Linked DNA regions of Homo sapiens: region 2 is linked to region 1. Evidence: read pairs that join two places in POLR2A ChIA-PET (ENCODE). Cell type or tissue: endothelial cell of umbilical vein. All regions are shown on one strand. Links, peaks and the distances in the headings refer to the core of each region. The heading gives the core; the rest is flanking DNA.

The links. Peaks named below come from ENCODE experiments on the same cell type or tissue, not always from the same donor. Only the 100,000 strongest peaks of a DNase experiment are listed, where the experiment ranks them.
Region 2: POLR2A ChIA-PET joins it to region 1 with 5 read pairs; 14 of 35 experiments call an interaction of 5 or more read pairs at or near these places.

What each region holds. Positions count from the first base shown.
Region 1 is chr16:89,300,224-89,302,723 of GRCh38, forward strand. All of the region lies in intron 4 of ANKRD11 (ankyrin repeat domain containing 11), which reads right to left. It overlaps LOC124903757 (keratin-associated protein 5-2-like), which reads left to right. Exons shown (of 2, transcript XM_047435030.1): 2 at 1-764. The coding sequence ends at 138. Among named protein-coding and RNA genes, the nearest start is that of ZNF778, 84 kb to the left of the region's middle. In endothelial cell of umbilical vein, for the core only: no CTCF peak of the experiment used is centred there; a DNase peak (open chromatin) is centred at 1,558; H3K27ac peaks cover 1,218 bases.
Region 2 is chr16:89,494,305-89,511,061 of GRCh38, forward strand. It overlaps LOC101927863 (a long non-coding RNA gene), which reads right to left and starts at 14,016. Exons shown (of 5, transcript NR_188547.1): 1 at 13,933-14,016; 2 at 11,655-11,843; 3 at 10,741-10,849; 4 at 9,903-10,007. It overlaps SPG7 (SPG7 matrix AAA peptidase subunit, paraplegin), which reads left to right and starts at 14,099. Exons shown (of 17, transcript NM_003119.4): 1 at 14,099-14,296; 2 at 16,186-16,288. The coding sequence starts at 14,114. It overlaps LOC101930112 (a long non-coding RNA gene), which reads left to right. Exons shown (of 2, transcript XR_933895.4): 2 at 3,782-4,978. RefSeq lists an enhancer at 11,544-11,593 and silencers at 13,413-13,482, 13,603-13,812, 13,883-14,442, 14,473-14,592. In endothelial cell of umbilical vein, for the core only: no CTCF peak of the experiment used is centred there; no DNase peak of the experiment used is centred there.

The DNA.
Region 1 (2,500 bases), core at 1-2,500:
CTGTGTGGGGTGCCTGACCTGTGTGGGGTGCGTGGGGTCTGCTACACGCTTGGTGAGAAACTGCATCAGGGCTTCCCGCCGTGTGTTGCTAACATCCCCACACACGTGAGTGCCTTGGGACCCTCGTCAACACACTGAGCTGAGGCCACTGGTCCACGGCACACTGCAGTGCACATGCCCTTCCTGGCCAGAGGCTCCCAGGGGCGCCATGCTCTCCAGGCACCTGCCCCGCCTGCGAGCACAGCCTGGCCCCTGCTGCACTCTGCTCTCTCTGCCCGCTCGGGTCCACTGCAGCTGAGCGGGTGGGAGAAGCCTCTTCAACTTCACACACTTGTCGCCTCTAGCACTGGGCAAGGTCTGGCATTCAGAGTTCCAAGAAGTCCCACAGATACCAGTGGCTAAGTCTGTCTTCCCTCCAGGAATGGGGAAGCAGGAGCCGTCAGAACAGCCGTCTCCTATCTGAGGCACCAGGAACAAACATGACGTCAGGAAAAGACTGAAGGTGCCAAGCACCTAACGCTGAAGGAACCAGCATGTGCCTGGCAGCACTGCAGAGAGCACACCCCAGGCACCAGAGACCAGGGTGTCATTCACAGGTCAAAGCAAAATAAGAAAATCATAATTTTTCCCCTTGTTCCAAAGAAACATCCACGTGCAGAGGGCAGGCAGCTTCGGCCCATGGCGCTCCTGACGAGGGCTCCCTCGTGGCTGCCCCAGGACAAGCAGGACCCCGGCGGTCCTAGGCAGGGAGAAGCGAGACTCAGGGTCACAGACGAAGGCGCAGGAGAAACAGCGGGGCAGGAGGCTCCCCAGAACCCCAGGGAGGCCAGGCAATGATGCACAGCAACCTCAAAAACATTCGCTGGTTGACTGATTATTTATTTATCTATTTTATTTTTTATGGACAGGGTCTCACTCTGTCGCCCAGGCTGGAGGGCAGTGGCGCAATCACGGCTCACTGCAGCCTTGACCTCCTAGCCTCAAGGGATCCTCCCGCCAAAGTGCTGGAAGGGTGAAGGGTGTGAGCCACTGTGCCTGGCTACTTTTAGATTTTTTAAGTTTTGGGAAACCTTACACATATAAAAAAGTAGACAAAGTAGTATCATTTGAAGCAAATCCCAGATATCATATAATTTAATATGAATGCTTTCAGTGATAAGGCTTTTTAAACTGAGACCACCCTTGAGGTGGTAGAGGACAGACTTCAAAAGCAGATACAAGAGGCCCCGGGCAGACAGGGCAGGCAGAGCAGGGCAGGCAAGATGGGCTAGAAGTCCCAGGGCAAGCTGGTCTGAGAGGGCTCGGTGGGCAGAGCTGTCTTGGGGCCGGGACATGGCAGGTGCCTTCCCACTCCTTGCTGCACCCACAGCCCTTACAGAGGCCTGGTCCTAGGACGGGCTCTTGCCCAGCGCTCTGGAAGACACAGAGGTGATGCTGTCACATGCTCACGTCTGCCTGGACAGCCTCCAGGCTGCTGTGCAGGGACCACGCGGATGCACAGCCTCGGGGACTGCTTTAAACTGGGCTGATTCACAACAGACAGAATCACATTGTTCTTGGCAGGCGGCCCCCAGCCCTGACTAAGCACCGCAGAGGCCACATCTCCATGGCACTGGACCGCGGGCAGGGCCGACTCAACCCTGCATCTGGGAGGCGGGAAGCCATCCCCACAGCAACATGGAGGTCTCTGAGGGAGACGTGCCAGCCTCTGCCACTTGGACACAGCCAAGGCATCCGGCACGGTGGTGACCCTGCATCCCTCCCACCATAGCAAGGGGCACCCACACCCCTCCAGAGAGGCCTGACTGCTGGGGACCAGAGAAGAGTCTCTTGTCTGTCACGTGTCAGTTAACCCTGCACCAATGTTTCTCTTCTCATCCCTGCTGGTGTGCGCCTCTCCCTCCACCCCACTCATTTCTGAGCAAGAACGGCTCCTCTGGGGGAAGGAGGGGACGCGGCGTGTGTGAGAGCCACAGCGCCCAGCAGCCTCCCGGCCCAGGGTGGGGCTGAACGCACTGGAGTTGGACTCGCTACTATTTATTTATTTAGAGACGGAGTCTTGCTCTGTTGCCAGGCTGGAGTGCAATGGCGCAATCTTGGCTCACTGCAACCTCCACCTATTGGGTTCACGCAATTCTCCTGCCTCAGCCTCCCGAGTAGCTGGGATTACAGGCACCCGCCGCCACACCTGGCTAATTTTTGTATTTTTAGTAGCGACAGGGTTTCTTCATGTTGGTCAGGCTGGTCTCGAACTCCTGACCTTGTGATCTGCCCGCCTCGGCCTCCCAAAGTACTGGGATTACAGCCGTGAGCCACCGCGCCTGGCTGTGGACTTGCTACTTTAAGAGGGTCCTGGTTAAAATGCAAGCTTCTAGGATAAGCAACGCTCCACACTCATACATCAGAACAATCTTCCTAGGAAATCTAGTTTTGCAACATTAAACAAGAAGTTATTAAAATTGGCCCCGAAAGGGTGATAAACACAGGAGGACAAATACTA
Region 2 (16,757 bases), core at 7,508-10,007, 200 kb after region 1:
ACCCGGCCGGGCGCGGTGGCTCATGCCTGTCATCCCAGCACTTTGGAAGGCTGAGGCGGGTGGATCACCTGAGGTCAGCAGTTCGAGGCCAGCCTAGCTGACATGTTGAAACACTGTCTCTACTAAAAATACAAAAATTAGCTGGGTGTGATGGCAGGCACCTGTAATACCAGCTACTCGGGAGGCTGAGGCAGGAGAATCGTTTGAACCCTGGAGGCAGAGGCCTGGGCTACAAAAGCAAAATTCCATCTCAAAAAAAAAGTGTGCACCCAAGGTGGTCCAGGTGCCATCTATGAAAAACACTCCTGGAGTCATCTTGTATCTCCAGAGCATCCCAGCCTCCTCAGTAAGGCCTGGTCCTTACAGTGCCCATCCCGGGATGCCTCCATTGCTGCTTGCAACTGTGTTTACTATAACTCACCCCACCCCACCCTGAGCTCTTGAATTCATTCAGCAAACATTGATTCGGGGCCTATCACTTAGCACTTACTGACCCAGGAGCTGTAGATTGAGCTGTGAACCCGACTAAGTCCCCAACAAAAAGCTCTTAAATTCTCAGGTGTCTCTCTTCCCTGAAACAAGCTAATTGTTCATTGAACATCAGCCACATGTGGCTCCAGGAAAGACCCGGTGCTGTTTTGTGTAGCCAAACACTCAGGCACTGCCTCTGACGATGCTCTCCCAGATCTGGTACGCTCATGGGGAAGAGCCCAGCGCCAGGCAGTGTTGGACAGCCACCCTTCTGGGAAGGGATGTGCAGACATCATTTTGCCCCTAAGTAAAGGCTTGCAAAGCTACTCCACAGTCCTGCTCCCGCATGACACCCCACTCTCTGCTGTGGACCCACCAGCAACTGCGTGCACAGTGGGACCCTCTGCCCCTTCCTTACAGATGAGCCAGAGGTCATGGTAAAGGGAGGCAGCCCAGCCCCCTGCATTCTTTCTGCTTCCTCTTCTCCAGAAGTGGCAGAAACGGGCGGAGCAGGCCCACCTCTGGCCTTTCCCTTCTGCCCCCTCCCCCTGGCCCTGTGGTGAGAACTGACAGCTCAGTCTGAGTCCAGCAGGCCTGGCCTCAGCTCTGTGGTCAGCCCCAGCTTACCAGCATTCCTAGCTTTAGGATTTGGAACCCAAGCTCATTTCACAATAAATTGTGATGTGTCTTGCTTCCCAGTTACCATAACTGTGGGGTATCACCTTCCAGATCTCAAAGGCAGGAGGTGCTGTGGGATGAAACGATATTCAGATATTCTTGGAGCCCCTGACCTCGGGTCCATTAAGCTACACCCCAAATTTTTTTTTTTTTTTTTTTGAGACAGAGTCTAGCTCTGTTGCCCGGGCTGGAGTGCAGTGGCGTGATCTTGGCTCACTGCAGCTTCCACCTCCTGGGTTCAAGCAATCAACCTGCCTCAGCTGCCCGAGTAGCTGGGATTACAGGCGCCCGCCACCACGCCTGGCTAATTTTTGTATTTTTAGTATTGACGAGGTTTCACCATATGGGTCAGGCTGGTCTCGAACTCCTGACCTCAGGTGATCCACCCACCTCAGCTTCCGAAAGTGCTGGGATTACAGGTGTGAGCCACCACGCCCGGCCAATTTTTAAAACTCTAAACTCCGTACTTTGTCGGTAGCCCTATCAATTGCAGTGTCTATTGTCAAATACTATTTTCTGTTCTATTTTATCCCCAATTTTTATTGTGGTAAAATACACATAACATGAAATGTACCGTCTTTCTTTTTTGTTGTTGTTGTTTTTGTTTTTCCTTTTTTTTTAGAGACGGGGTCTCATTCTGTCCCCCAGGCTGGACTGCAATAGTATGACCAAGACTCACTGTAACCTTAAATTCCTGGGCTCAAGGGATCCTCCCAGCTCAGCCTCCTGAGTAGCTGGGACCACAGGTGTGACTCACCACACCTAGCTAATTTAAAATTTTTTATTTTTAGAGACTGGGGGCTCACTGTGTTGTGAGGCTGGTCTCGAACTCCTGGCCTCAAGCAGTCCCCCAACCTCGGCCTCCCAAAGTGCTGGGCTCACAGGCGTGAGTCACCGTGCCCAGCCTCATAACATCATGTTGTAAACCTCAAATATATATAAAATGTATTGAAAAAAGGTAAAAAGCTAGTTTTTTTTTTTTTTTTTTTTTTTTTTTTGAGACAGAGTCTCCCTCTGTCGTCCAGGCTGCAGTGCAGTGGCATGATCTTGGCTCACTGCAATCTCTGCCTCCCGGGTTCAAGCAATTCCCCTGCCTCGGCCTCCCGAGTAGCTGGCACTATAGGCATACACCACCACACCCGGCTAATTTTTTTGTTTTTTAGTAGAGACGGGGTTTCACCATGTTGGCCAGGATGGTCTCCATCTCCTGACCTCGTGATCCACCTGCCTCGGACTCCCAAAGTGCTGAGATTACAGGTGTGAGCCACAGGGCCTGGCTTTTTTTTTTAATTTGAGACAGAGTCTCGCTCTGTCACCCAGGCTGGAGTGCAGTGGCTTGATCTCAGCTCACCACAACCTCCGACTCCCGGGGTCAAGTCATTCTCCTGCCTCAGCTGCCCGAGTAACTGGGATTACAGGCACCCACCACCTTGCCCCGCTAATTTTTTTATTTTGAGTAGAGACTGGGTTTCTCCAGGTTAGTCTGGCTGGTCTCAAACTCCCGACCTCAGGTGATCTGCCCACCTTGGCCTCCCAAAGTGCTGGGATTACAGGCATGAGCCACCGCGGCCAGCCAACTTTTAAAAAGTCATATTAGGGCCGAGTGCAGTGGCTCATGCCTGTAATCCCAGCACTTTGGGAGGGCTAGGCGGGCAGATCACCTGAGTTCGGGAGTTCGAGACCAGCCTGGCCAACGTGGTGAAACCCTGTCTGTACTCAAAATAGAAAAATTAGCCAGGCACGGTGGCACATGCCTGTAATCCCAGCTACTTGGGAGGCTGAGGTGAGAGAGTTGTTTGAACCGGGGAGGCGGAGGTTGCAGTGAGCTGAGATCGCGCCGTCGTGCTCCAGCCTAGGAGATGAGCACGAGACCTTGTCTCTAAATAAATAAAATTAAATTGTGGCCGGGCGTGGTGGCTGACTTCTGTAATCCCAGCACTTTGGGAGGCCAAGGCGGGTGGATCACCTGAGGTCCAGAGTTTGAGACCAGCCTGACCAACATGGAGAAACCCCGTCTCTACTACAAATACAAAATTAGCTGGGCGTCGTGGTGAATGCCTGTAATCCCAGCTACTCCGGAGGCTGAGGCAGGAGAATGGCTTGAACCCGGCAGGCGGAGGTTGCTGTGAGCCGAGATCGCGCCATTGCACTCCAGCCTGGGCAACAAGAACAAAACTGTCTCAAAAAATAAATTAATTAATTAATTAATTAAATTAAAGTCCAGCTTTTAGCCGGGCACAGTGGCTCATACCTGTAATCCCAGCACTTTGGGAGGCTGAGGCGGGCGGATCACCTGAGGTCAGGAGTTAGACCAGCCTGACCAACATGGTGAAACCCCATCTCTACTAAATACAAAAAATTAGCTGGGCGTGGTGGCAGGCGCCTGTAATCCCAGCTACTCCGGAGGCTGAGGCGGGAGAATCCCTTGAGCCCTGGAGGCGGAGGTTGCAGTGAGCGTAGATCGCGCCATTGCACTCCAGCCTGGGCGACAGAGCAAGACACTGTCTCAAAAAAAAAAAAAAAAGTAAACAGCTAGAATTTTAAAAAGTCATATTACCTACAGAGATACTTTTAATTCTTCCTTTGCAATTTACGTGTCTTTTATTGCTTTTCTTCTCTTTTTGTTTTTCAGAGATTAGTTGTCACTGTGTTGCCCAGGCTGGTCTTAAACTCCTAGGCTCGAAGGAGCCTTCTACCTCAGCCTCCCAAGTAGCTGAGACTATAGGCGAGCACCTCCACAACATGCACTTTTTATTTCCTTTATTTTAATTTTTTTTTATTTTTTTATTATTTTTAGAGATGGGGTCTTGCTCCGTCACCCAGGCTGGAGTTCACTGCAGCCTCAAACTCCTGGGCTCACTCAACCCTCCTGCCTCAGCCTCCCAAAGTATTAAGATCACAGGCATAAGCTACCACGCCCAGCCTGTACCTTTTATTTCTTTTTATTGCCTAATTATAGCCCTATCCGTTTTGGTGTCATTTTAAAGTCTAAATATATGATGTGTTTTTTTGTCAATATATCACAAATTACATATTTACAATCCAACTGGGAAGCTTGGGAGTAAAAAAAAAAAAAAAAAAAAAAAAAAAAAAAAAAAAAAGTCGCCGGGCGCGGTGGCTCATGCCTGTAATCTTAGCACTTTGGGAGGCCAAGGTGGGCGGATCACCTGAGGTCAGAAGTTCAAGACCAGCCTGGTCAACATGGTGAAACCCGGGAGACGGTGGTTGCCGTGAGCCTAGATCACCGCACTGCTGAGCGAGACTCCATCTCAAAAAAAAAAAGAAAACTTCTCAGGACTTTTTCGTAATAAGGCTGTCATAATACTGCCTGATGTATTTTATGTAATGAATTGCAGACTGCAGAAAGCAGGGACTTAGCTGAGAAAATTAATCGTGCACTCATTCAGCAAAGGTTTCAGGGCCTGCTGTGTGGAGACACGGTTCCAAGCACTGCTGCAGTAGCAGGGAGGAAACAGAACGGACCTCAAACGCTGTCCCAGCAAGGACTCCAGTCTCTGCCTTGTGGATGTGTAACTGGCACATGATGTACCAGAAACTCCTGTGTGTGGTTGTATCCGGTGCGTGACACAGTACTCTCTCCAGCTGCTCCTTGGATTTGGGAAGCAGCCGAAGATTTACGGGCCATGGAGGCTCCTTCTATCCCTGGAAATCGGCCCTTGGGAATTAAGCTGAGTTATGTGGTTAAAGCCGTCATGACAGCCATCCCCTGGCTGGGCCAGTTCTGGGAATAACTATAATGCTTATACTACAGGATGGCCAATTCAGAACTTCTTACTAGTGCTGAATTCAATAAAGGTTTAATAACACATTTCTCAAATCCTTAACAGTACTTTAGGACGTCTCAGCTAGAGAGGGCTTGCAAGGGATTCTTATTTATTTTTTATTTTTTTTGAGACAGAGTCTCGCTCTGTCGCCCAGGCTGGAGTGCAGTGGCGCCATCTCAGCTCACTGCAACCTCCACCTCCCATGTTCAAGCGATTCTCCTGCCTCAGCCTCCTCAGTAGCTGGGATTACAGGCACCCGCCACCATGCCTGGCTAATTTTCCTATTTTTAGTAGAGACGGGGGTTTCACCATGTTGGCCAGGTTGGTCTCAAACTCCTGACCTCGGGTGATCCACCTGCCTCAGCCTCCCAAAGTGCTGGGATTATAGGTGTGAGCCATGAGTCTCATATGACAAGTTCCCTTTTAAAATGCATAAAATCACAGATACCTTTGTCTGGAAAAATAGGTTTTTTTTGTTTTTTGGGTTTTTTTTGAAATAAGGTCTCTATCACCTAGTCTGGGGTACAGTGGCAAAATCAAGGCTCACTACAGCCTTGACCTCCCAGGCTAAAGCAATCCTCCCACCTCAGCCTCCGGAGTAGCTGGGACTAGAGGTACACGCCACCACCCCCAGCTATTTTTTTTTTTCTTTTTTTGTGCAGACAGGGTCTCACCATGTTGCCCAGGCTGGTCTCAAACTCCTGGGCTCAAGCAATCCTTCTGCCTTTGCCTCCCAAATTGCTGGGTTAACAGGCATGAGCCACTGCACCCAGCCAGAAGATATTAATAACATTTCCAGGAAATTTAACAGATAATGTTTCATATGTTAATGAGCAGGAGTTATTGTGGGAGGCTGAGGTGGGAGGATTGTTTGAGGCCAGAAGTTGAGACTAGCCCAGGCAACATAGCAAGACCTCAACGCTACCAAAAGTAAAAACTTAGCTGGGTGTGAGGCTTGCCTGAGCCCAGGAGGCCAACGCTGCAGTGAGCCGTGATCATGCCACTGTCCTCCAGCCTGGAAACAGAGCAAGACCCCATCTTGGAAAAACAAAACAACACAGGGAGAGCATAGGTGCTCAGTGTCATATGAATTAATACATTTTGTTACTGAAACCCAGTTTTACTTTGCAACTTTAAATTTTTTTCAGAAACATTAAAGAATATATTTTGTATGAGTTAAATATAGAAATGCTACTGGCTGTTCCTGAGTTTTAGTTTTAAATTACTGTCAATCATTCCTCAGTGGTCCCATGCACAGTCCCCATGCTGCAGGGAGGCCAGCTCCTCTGGGCCTCGTGGAGTAACGGTGTTGCTTAGCCCATATCCTCCTGGACAAGTGCTTTGGTTCTTCCCTTTACCGGTAAAGTGTTGCAAACGTAGTCTATCGAGTTTGTTCTATTTCATCTGTTCTGTTTACGAAACTGTAACTTCATATAGGACTGCCTTAGGGCTGAAGTAAATAAACTGTCAACCTAAATAAAACATAAAACAGGCCGGGCGCGGTGGCTCACGCCTGTAATCCCAGCACTTTGGGAGGCCGAGGCGGGCGGATCACGAGGTCAGGAGATCGAGACCATCCCGGCTAAAACGGTGAAACCCCGTCTCTACTAAAAGTACAAAAAATTAGCCGGGCGTAGTGGCGGGCGCCTGTAGTCCCAGCTACTTGGGAGGCTGAGGCAGGAGAATGGCGTGAACCCGGGAGGCAGAGCTTGCAGTGAGCCGAGATCCCGCCACTGCACTCCAGCCTGGGCGACAGAGCGAGACTCCGTCTCAAAAAAAAAAAAAAAAAAAAACATAAAACAACAGGGACAGGCCGGGTGTGGTGGCTCCCAGCACTCTGGGATGCCAAGGTGGGCGGATCATGAGGTCAGGAGATCAAGACCATCCTCGCTAACATGGTGAAAACCCATCTCTACTAAAAATACAGAACATTAGCCAGACATGGTGGCGCGTGCCTGTAGTCCCAGCTACTTGGGAGGCTGAGGTTGGAGAATTGCTTCAACTCGCGAGGCGGAGGTTGCAGTGAGCCGAGATCGCGCCACTGCACTCCAGCCTGCATGACAGAGCAAAATTCCGTCTCAAAAAAAAAAAAAAAAAATACACAGCAGGGACGGGGATGGTAAACCCAAACTGCATGCTTTCGTTCAAGGTTTCAAGGTGTGTATAAAGCAAAAGTACCTGTCCATCTCCAGATAATCTTGAACTTAACCTGATCAGCCCTTGTGCTCCCCAGCCAAAGCTCACTGAGCGTTCCAGAAACCAGAAAGGCATGCTGGTCTCTGGAAGGCTGCTGAAAGCACCCCAGGAAAATCCCAGCACCAGCCCAAGTCCACTCATGTGGTTCTGTTTGTCCATGGGTCCGCGAGGTGAGGAGGTCTGAAGTGGGCCAGCCGGGGTTCGGATTTTATGTAGAAATGACTACCTGTAGCTGGGTACGGTGGCTCACGCCTGTAATCCCAGGACTTTGGGAGGCAGAGGCGGGTGGATCAGGAGGTCAGGAGATCGAGACCATCCTGGCTAACACGGTGAAACCCCATCTCTACTAAAAATAGAAAAAAATTAGCCGGGCGTGCTGGCAGGCGCCTGTAGCCCCAGCTACTCGGGAGGCTGAGATGAGAATGGCGTGACCCGGGAGACGGAGCTTGCAGTGAGCCGAGATTGAGCCACTGCACTCCAGCCTGGGCAATAGAGCAAGACTCCATCTCAAAAAAAAAAAAAAATGAAATGACCACCTGTTCCTTGTCAAACCAGCCCTTTAAGTTACAACAAAAAGAAAGCCCTCCTCCTGCTCCATGTCCACACTGAGCCTGGTGTCTGCGGCCCTGTCCTGGCGTTTCAGAGGCCGGTCTGGAGACTCACCCTCATCGCCCTCAGCAGCTGGGCCACCAGCAGCCACATGCTGGCCTCTGCTGGCTTCTCTCTTCCTGGCGCTGCAGATCAGAGAACGCAGCCCAGAGTGGGCACCAAGACACCCCAGGCTTTACTGGATCCTCTGGGAGAACCAGCCCCATGCCTCGGTCCTGCCAGGATCCTTACCTTCTGGCACTGCTGCAAAAGCCTCCCTCCTCCCTGGCCTCACATTCCCACCTCTGGCCTCTCTAGAGTCCATTCTCTCAGCAGCCAGTCATGCTTTTACCACAGACTTTATTAGTCCTCAGCAGCACTCCCCCTCGGACTCTCCAGCATTCCCTGGCCGCTCCCCACTCCCCTGCTACCTGCCCCCTCCCAACTGGCCACACCCTGGCCATCAGTTAGTCGGACTGCAAGCTTGTCCAGTCCAAGAGACTAAACGGTCCAGTCGAGCCACTCCCAGATTCCTGACCCTCAGAAACAGAGTGAGATAAGCATTTGTTGTTTTAAGTTGCCACGTTGGCGAACTCGGAATGCACTGCCCAGGGCCGTGGGGATTCCCGTCACGTGGAGAGGACATAGGCTGTCCCTTCCAGGTCCTTAAACACCTGCCCAAAGTCCCACACCCAACAATCTAAAGAAACGCTGAGGAATACATGATTATTTAGTCATGCTCAAATTCCTGTACAGGTTTCTTGCTAGTAGAAACGGACTTTCCGCCAGGCGTGTTGGCTCACGCCTGTAATCCCAGCACCCTGAGAGGCCGAGACAGGTGGATCACCTCAGGTCGGGAGTTTGAAACCACCCTGACCAACATGGAGAAACCCCGTCTCTACTAAAAATACAAAATTAGCCGGGCGTGGTGGCACATGCCTATAATCCCAGCTACTTGGGAGGCTGAGGCAGGAGAATCGCTTGAACCCCGGGAGGTGAAGGTTGTGGTGAGCCGAGATCGAGCCATTGCAGTCCAGCCTGGGCAACAAGCAAAACTCTGTCTCAAGAAAAGAAAAAAAAAAAAGGAATGAACTTTCCATCTTCTTTTCTTTTTTTTTTTTTTGAGACGGAGTTTTGCTCTTGTTGCCCAGGCTGGAGTACGATGGCGCGATCTCAGCTCACAGCAAACTCCACCTCCCGGGTTCAAGCCATTCTCCTGCCTCGGTCGGCCTCCAGAGTAGCTGGGATTACAGGCATGTGCCACCACGCCTGGCTAATTTTGTATTTTTATAGAGACGGGGTTTCTCCATGTTGGTCAGGCTGGTCTCAATCTCCAGACCTCAGGTGATCCGCCCACCCTTTTTTTTTTTTTTGAGGTGGAGTCTCACTCTGTCGCGCAGGCTGGAGTGCAGTGACGCGATGCGATCTCGGCCCACTTCAACCAACACCTCCTGGGTTCAAGCGATTCTCCTGCCTCAGCCTCCCAAGTAGCTGGGGTTACAGGCGCCTGCCACCACACCCAGCTAATTTTCGTATTTTTAGTAGAGAGGAGGTTTCACCATGTTGGCCAGGATAGTCTCCCAACTCCTGACCTCAGATGATCCACCCACCCTCGGCCTCCCAGAGTGCTGGGATTACAGGCGTGAGCCACGGTGCCCAGCATTTTTTTTTTTTTTTTTTTTTTTTTTTTTGAGACGGAGTCTCACTCTGTTGCCCAGGCTGGAGTGCAGTGGCGCGACCTCGGCTCACCACAACCGCCACCTCCCGGGTTCAAGCGATTCTCCTGCCTCAGTCTCCCTCCTGAGTAGCTGGGATTACAGGCGCCTGCCACCACACCCAGCTAATTTTCGTATTTTTAGTAGAGATGAGGTTTCACCATGTTGGCCAGGCCGGTCTCCAACTCCTGACCTCAGGTAATCCAGATCCAACCACCTCGGCCTCCGAAAGTGCTGGGATTACAGGCGTGAGCCACCACGCCCAGCCCCATCTTTTAAAGAAGAATAAAATCTGGTTCTACATGGATGAGTAAAGCCCAGTTAACAAGTGATATAAGAAGAAACTGTTTCCTAAGAAAGAGCTTCAGGAAGAAAATGTACTAAAATTTACAGAGATGAACTCGTTTATTTTCAAGCATTCCACAAGGTAACATGTTTTATGTAAGACATCCTCATATTCAACACATACCTTATTGTTCTGCCTGACTTTGCTTCAGCAGGAGGAGTCGCCGTGGGGGCGGCTTTGGCCATCATTATGGGTGCTGCAGTCCAAGAGCTCTGGAGGCCAGGCTAACTGCAAAAGCAAATGTACTTAAAAAAATTTTTAAGTTTAGTTGCTGCCAAATTTGGAAAGAAGCAAATATGTAATTATTTGTTCAGATATTAATAAGGAAGCCTAGATTTTTTTTTTTTTTTTTTTGAGACAGTCTTGGCCTGGCGCGATGGCTCATGCCTGTCATCCCAGCTACTCGAGAGGCTAAGGCAGGAGAATCGCTTGAAGCTGGGAGGCAGAGGCTGCAGTGAGCTGAGATCGCACCACTGTACTTCAGCCTGGGCAACAGAGTGAGACCTTGTCTCATAAAAAAAAAGACAGGGTCTCACTCATCACTGAGGCTGGAGTGCAGTGGCAAGATCTTAACTCACTGCAGCCTCCACCTCCCAGGTTCAAGCGATTCTCATGCCTCAGCCTCTCGAGTAGCTGGAACTACAGGCATGTTGCCACCGTGCCTGGCTAATTTTTTTGTATTTTTAGTAGAAAGAGAGTTTCGCCGTGTTGGCTAGGCTGGTCTTGAACTCCTGACCTCAAGTGATCCACCTGCCTTGCCCTCCCAAAGTGCTGGGATTACAGGCGTGGGACATAGCACCCAGCCAGAAGCCTAGATCTTTTTTTTTTTTTTTCAGATGGAGTCTCTGCCTCCCAGATTCAATCGATTCTCCTGCCTCAGCCTCCCAAGTAGCTGGGATTACAGGCACCTGCCACCGTGCCCGGCTAATTTTTTCTATTTTTAGTAGAGACTGGGTTTTACCATGTTAGCCAGGATGGTCTCATCTCCTGATGATCTCGTGATCCACCGGTCTCGGCCTCTCAAAGTGCTGGGATTACAGGCATGAGCCACCGCCCCAGCCAGCCTAGATCTTAAAATCAAAAAAAGTCCCAAAGATCAACTTCTGTCTCTGGAATGTTAAACGTTACTGTTTGATAGATGAGGCAACTGAAGTTTGTAGAGCACCTTGCCTGAAGCTTCAGCCCACAGCAGGAATAAGGGACAGAGCCTAGAATGCTTCTGCATCAACAGGGAACAAAGGCATGGGGTCTCCTCTCTGTCCACCTTCCCTTCCCACAGCCCAGGCTGAAAGGGCTGCCCTAGGCGCTCCTGAGGCCTCCTCTCTTATGGGGCTAGAGCTGAGGGAACCTGGGGTTGGTAGCCATCCAGAGACCTAAGGCGTGCCCTGACCCAAACCAGGAGTCACCAAGAGACTGCCTCTAGAGAATAGGCGGGGAAGGGAAGTCACACCAAGTCCAAGCGCAGAGTTCAGAGGGCTGAGGAGGGGTGACGCGGAAGTACAAATGAGTAAGCAGCAGTTAGGAAGTGTGCCAAGTCCTGACGTGCAGAGTTCAGAGGGCTGAGGAGGGGTGACACGGAAGCACAAATGAGCAAGCAGCAGTTAGGCAGTGCAGGAAGAACACACAGGCGGAGAAGGGAAAGCGAACGTCCTGCTCTGCTGCAGGCTATGAGGGCAAAGGCAGACCCGGGAGCCCACTGTCCTACAGATCCTTCTTCTTGAATCCAAATCATGCAGCAAAATAAAAACAAAACCCCCAAACCATGGGGCACCCGAATCCTTAAACAAAACCCCTACTGCTTGAGGCTACGTGAGCCTCTGCTGCTGCCGCCACTACAGCAGGGGCTGAAGCTGAGAGCTGAGAGTCACGGTTCACCTGTAGGGCCTGGGATGCAGCCAGCCTTCAAAGCACGGTTGTTAGAGATGAGTTTGAATAAATGCATAAATACTCTGTTCCCATATCCTCATTTCCCATGACGTCCCAGTAATAACTCTGGATGCCAAGGCTTCCTGGCTCGTCAGTTGCCCTCACACACATTTATTGCATTTTATCTTCATAACCACCCTGTGGGAAACCCAAGGCTGATATTAGCCTTGCTTTGCAGATAATTATCATCCCCATTTTACCGCTGAGAAGATTGAGGCTTGAGGAAGCTAATAACTTGCTTAAGGTCATAGGCCAGAGGAGACAGAACCCAGTGTTCTTTCCCCAGAGGAGGCCTCTTGCCAACACCCCACACTGCTTCTGATGAATTGCCAGGAAACAATTTTAACTTATCTCAAACAATATTAATAGGACTACACTTAAACTCCTCCCAAACACATCCAAATGTGTGCCCTCACCCTCTCTCCAGCCTTGTCCCGTGACCAACCCAACCAAACTTCCGAAAGGGTTTTTTGTGTTCTAGGAAGTGACCGAGCCCCACAACCCTTTATGCCTGTGCGTTCAGAGGATTTGTGACCTTTTTTTTTTTTTTTGAGATGGAGTCTCGCTCTGTCGCCCAGGCTGGAGTGCAGTGGCGGGATCTCGGCTCACTGCAAGCTCCGCCTCCCGGGTTCACGCCATTCTCCTGCCTCAGCCTCCCGAGTAGCTGGGACTACAGGCGCCCGCCACAGCGCCCGGCTAATTTTTCGTATTTTTAGTAGAGACGGGGTTTCGCCGTGTTAGCCAGGATGGTCTCGATCTCCTGACCTCGTGGTCCGCCCGCCTTGGCCTCCCAAAGTGCTGGGATGAAGGGCAGGGAGAGGGAGGGGGAGGGCACCGCGCCCGGCCCACCTGGTGTCTTTCAATCAGGGAAAGAAAAAATAGTGGAGGAGGAAACGGCAAGGTTGGATTCACTGCGAAGGCTGACTGTACAATAAGAAGCAAAAGGAAAAGCGGTTCAGTTGTGAAAATCAGTGTCAGCCCTGGGTGTAGGGGAAGGTCCTCTCCACAAACCAACAGAACACCTCCCCAGCCCCGAGCACCTCTGCCGAGGCACCCGGCCCACTGGAGGGCTGAGGGCGGATAACCACGATAACTGAAAACACTTTCCTGAGCGTCTCGGGGCTGAGGAAGAGGGAGGATTACACGCAGCCCACTGGCTTTGCAACCTCGTCTGTAGTGGTGGAGTGAGTGCAGGTCCAGAAACAAACCAGACCGGCCTTGAAATTCTGCCCTAACTTCAGAGCTGTAATCCTAGGCAGGTTACTTTTAATACTTCTGAATCTTTCTTTACATGTAAAATAGAGGTATTGTATTCGCTGCACAGGGTTGTGAATATTACATGGGTGTTCGACACGGAGCTAGGCACTCGGTGATGTTGGCTGTCGTCACTGGCATTCACTGTTACGAATTTGCGGAGTACAGAAAAGCATAAAAATAAATAGGTCACCCTCATCCTACCTCTGTGACAGACCATCTAGTCTTTGCTTTTCCTACTCAACAAGCTTTCCAGCTCTTGGCGTCAGCTCTAGACCTAAGGCGGACGGAGGAAGGGGTCGGGGTGGCGGAGGACCCCGCGCGCCTGGGAGCCCACGAGGGACCCTGCCCGGGCCCGGAGGGCGGACCCTGAAGAGAACAGAGCCTCTTCCTAAGCTTCCAGACGGCGCCTCCCCGCTTCCTACGATGGGCTCGCGCAGCGGCCGGGGCAGGACCGAGGCTCGAAGCGCCTCCGAGGTGAGCCAGTCCGAAGGCACAGGACGGAGCGCTCCGAAGTCAGAGGTGTGCGGGACGAGCTCTGCAGACGCCTGCCAGGCCGCGCCGCACTGCGCGCTCCCTCCCTCACGACCCTCCTCCTCCGGGGCTGCCCTCCCTGCGGCGGCTGCAACTTCAGTCCTCGTCCTCGGGCGGCTCAAGACGCAGGAAAACCGCCCCCTTCCTGCGCTCCTCACACCCGAAGGGGCCCTCCCGACCCGAGGCCTCCGGCGCCGCCCTCCTGAGCGCGGGCCTCTACTCGCAGGCGGGATTCCGGCCCGCACCATCCGCCCTCGCCTGTGACCGAACCCTGCGGGTGACGCAGGCTGCCCGGGCGTGAGGCCCCTCGGCGCGGGCGGAGCACGACCACGCAGCCACGACCCGGCCGGTTATTCACCCGCCAGGCCCTGGGAATACAAGGCCGGCTTCAAAAAAACCAGGGCACCCGCGACCTCCTCGCAGACGCGCGCCCCCATACCCGGGCCTCAGGCAGCCACGAGGTAGACGGGCTCAGGCTCGGGGGTGCGGCAAGCGGCACCCGGGCGCGGCGGGGCGCAGCTGTGGGGACCGCGCAGGCGCCACGTCAGACCCCGCCCACCCCGCCGCGCAGGCGCCGTGTAGCGCCCCGCGGATCACGCAGGCGCGGCTTTCAGGCCAACATGGCCGTGCTGCTGCTGCTGCTCCGTGCCCTCCGCCGGGGTCCAGGCCCGGGTCCTCGGCCGCTGTGGGGCCCAGGCCCGGCCTGGAGTCCAGGGTTCCCCGCCAGGCCCGGGAGGGGGCGGCCGTACATGGCCAGCAGGCCTCCGGGGGACCTCGCCGAGGCTGGAGGCCGAGCTCTGCAGGTAAATCCCCGCGGAGTCCGGGCCCCACCTCCCGCCCGGCTCTGCTCTGTAAGGCCCAGCCCGGCGGGGCGGGTCGGAGGCCGCCTGGCCCCTGCGGCGGGGGAGCCTGCGCCTGTGGGCCCGCGGATCCCCCAGCTGTGGACCTCGGCGCGGAGCGACTGTTGGGGCCCTGGATCGTGGGCGCTGGGCGGGCCGGGAAGAGGCAGGGCTGGGATCCGCGCAGTCCTCGGCGTGGACTTTCCCAACCCGTCTGTTGTGTGTGGATGTTCTCCGCCCGTCTTCCTCGCCTTTTAAAGTGGAATCCAGTAACGGTTTCCGGCGTAGCACTAATTTACAGTCCACGCCTGTGGATCGATTCCGTCACCAGGAATTCCAGCGCCTTCCAGTTAGGGTGGTTATTGCCGAGTAGGGGGCCCAGAACGTTTCTGTGTCCGCAAAATACCCTGTAGCTGCATTTTGCTGTTGTCATGTAGCTCGGCACGTTATTGATACAGTCATTGAGCACCCCCTGTAGTGCGGCCTTGTTTCAGGTTCTGCTAAGGATAGGATAGCATCTCCTCCCGAAAACCAGACCTTGTGTCCTTCAGCTTTTGGGCTGATGTTTTTTTCTCCTAGCCCTCGCCTAGGAGCTTAGCCCACACCTTTTAGGTTGTTGTTTTTTCGGTTATTTTTGAGACAGAGATCTCGCTCTGTCGCCCAGGCTGGAGTGCAATGGTCTTGGCTCACTGCAACCTCCGCCTCCCGGGTTCAAGCGATTCTCCTGCCTCAGCCTCCTGAGTAGCTGGGATTACGGGTGCGCGCCACCACACCCAGCTAATTTTTGTATTTTTAGTAGAGACGGGGTTTCACCATGTTGGCCAGGATGGTCTCCATCTCTTGACCTTGTGATCCGCCTGCCTCGGCCTCCCAAAGTGCTGGGATTACAGGGCGTGAGCCACCGCGCCCGGCCATAAAACATATTTAAATGGGAAAATGTTTATCTTGAAAGGAGAACTCTGAAAGTATATACTTGTTAACTGGTTTGGTACCTGGAAATGTTCTACAAGGAGCCACTCTCTGGTGACAGCAGGAGCCCCGTGTCTGGGCAGCCACTGTGGCCTTTGGAGAGCTGGGCTGCTCCCTTTCTCCTGCAGAAGCTTCAGGCCATGGGATAGCAGCCAATGTACTTCTGTGTTTTGTTTTCTTCTTTTTTTTTTTTTTTTTTTTTTGTGACAATCTCGCTGTGTCGCCCAGGCTGGAGTGCAGTGGCCTGATCATGGCTCCCTGAAGCCTCTGCCTCCTGGGCCCAAGCAATCCTCCCACCTCAGCCTCCCAAAGTGCTGGGATTACAGACATGAGCCACCGTGCCTGGCCACTATCGTGATTTTTTGTTTGTTTATTTGTTTGTTTTTTGAGATGGAGTTTCCCTTTGTTGCCCAGCCTGGAGTGCAGTGGTGCTATCTCGGCTTACTGCAACCTCTGCCTCCCGGGTTCAAGCGATTCTCCTGCCTCAGCTTCCTGAGTAGCTGAGATTACAGGTGTGCACCACCACGCCCGGCTAATTTTTGTATTTTTAGTAGAGATGAGGTTTCACCATGTTGGCCAGGCTGGTCTCAAACTCCTGACTTCATGTGATCCACCCGCCTCAGCCTCCCAAAGTGTTGGGATTACAGCCGTGAGCCACCACGCCTGGCCAATTACTGTGTTTTAACCTGTTTACTTGCTTTTGACATTTTGATGTTACCTAAAGCTTTGACCTATTGCTCAGACTATTACTTTATATTTCAGGGCAATGTAGATATTACAAATAATTATATATTTGAACTTTTAAAAACGATTTTTAGTCTGCATTGCTTTGGTACTCTCTAATGTTGGTGTGACCTCCAGTATTGTTTTTTTTTTTTTTTCAGAGCTTACAATTGAGACTGCTAACCCCTACCTTTGAAGGGATCAACGGATTGTTGTTGAAACAACATTTAGTTCAGAATCCAGTCAGACTCTGGCAACTTTTAGGTATGTATCTGTTTAAAGAAGCAGCTGAGCATGACTGCACACTTACCGCCTCAGCTACTTGGGAGGCTGATCTTTTTTTATTTTAGAGACGGGATCTCGCCCTGTTGCACGGGCTGGAGTGCAGTACAATGGTGTGATCAGAGCTCACTACAGCCTAGAACTCCTGGGCTCAAGGGATCCTCCCCACTTTGCTTCCGGAGTAGCTAGGACTACAGGCGTGTACCGTCACACTCGGCTAATTGTTTTTTGTAGAGACAAGGTCTCACTTTGTTGTCCAGGCCCAAAGGGGCCTCTTTACTCCCTTATCCCCCAGTTGCAGAGCCTTGACCTCTTAGGCTGGAGTGATCCTCCCACCTCAGCCTTCCATAGAGCCAGGACTCCAGGCACACACCAAAGCGCCTAGCTAATTTTTGGGGGGTATTTTTTGTGGAGATGGGGTTTTGCCACGTTTCCCAGGCTGGTCTTAAAC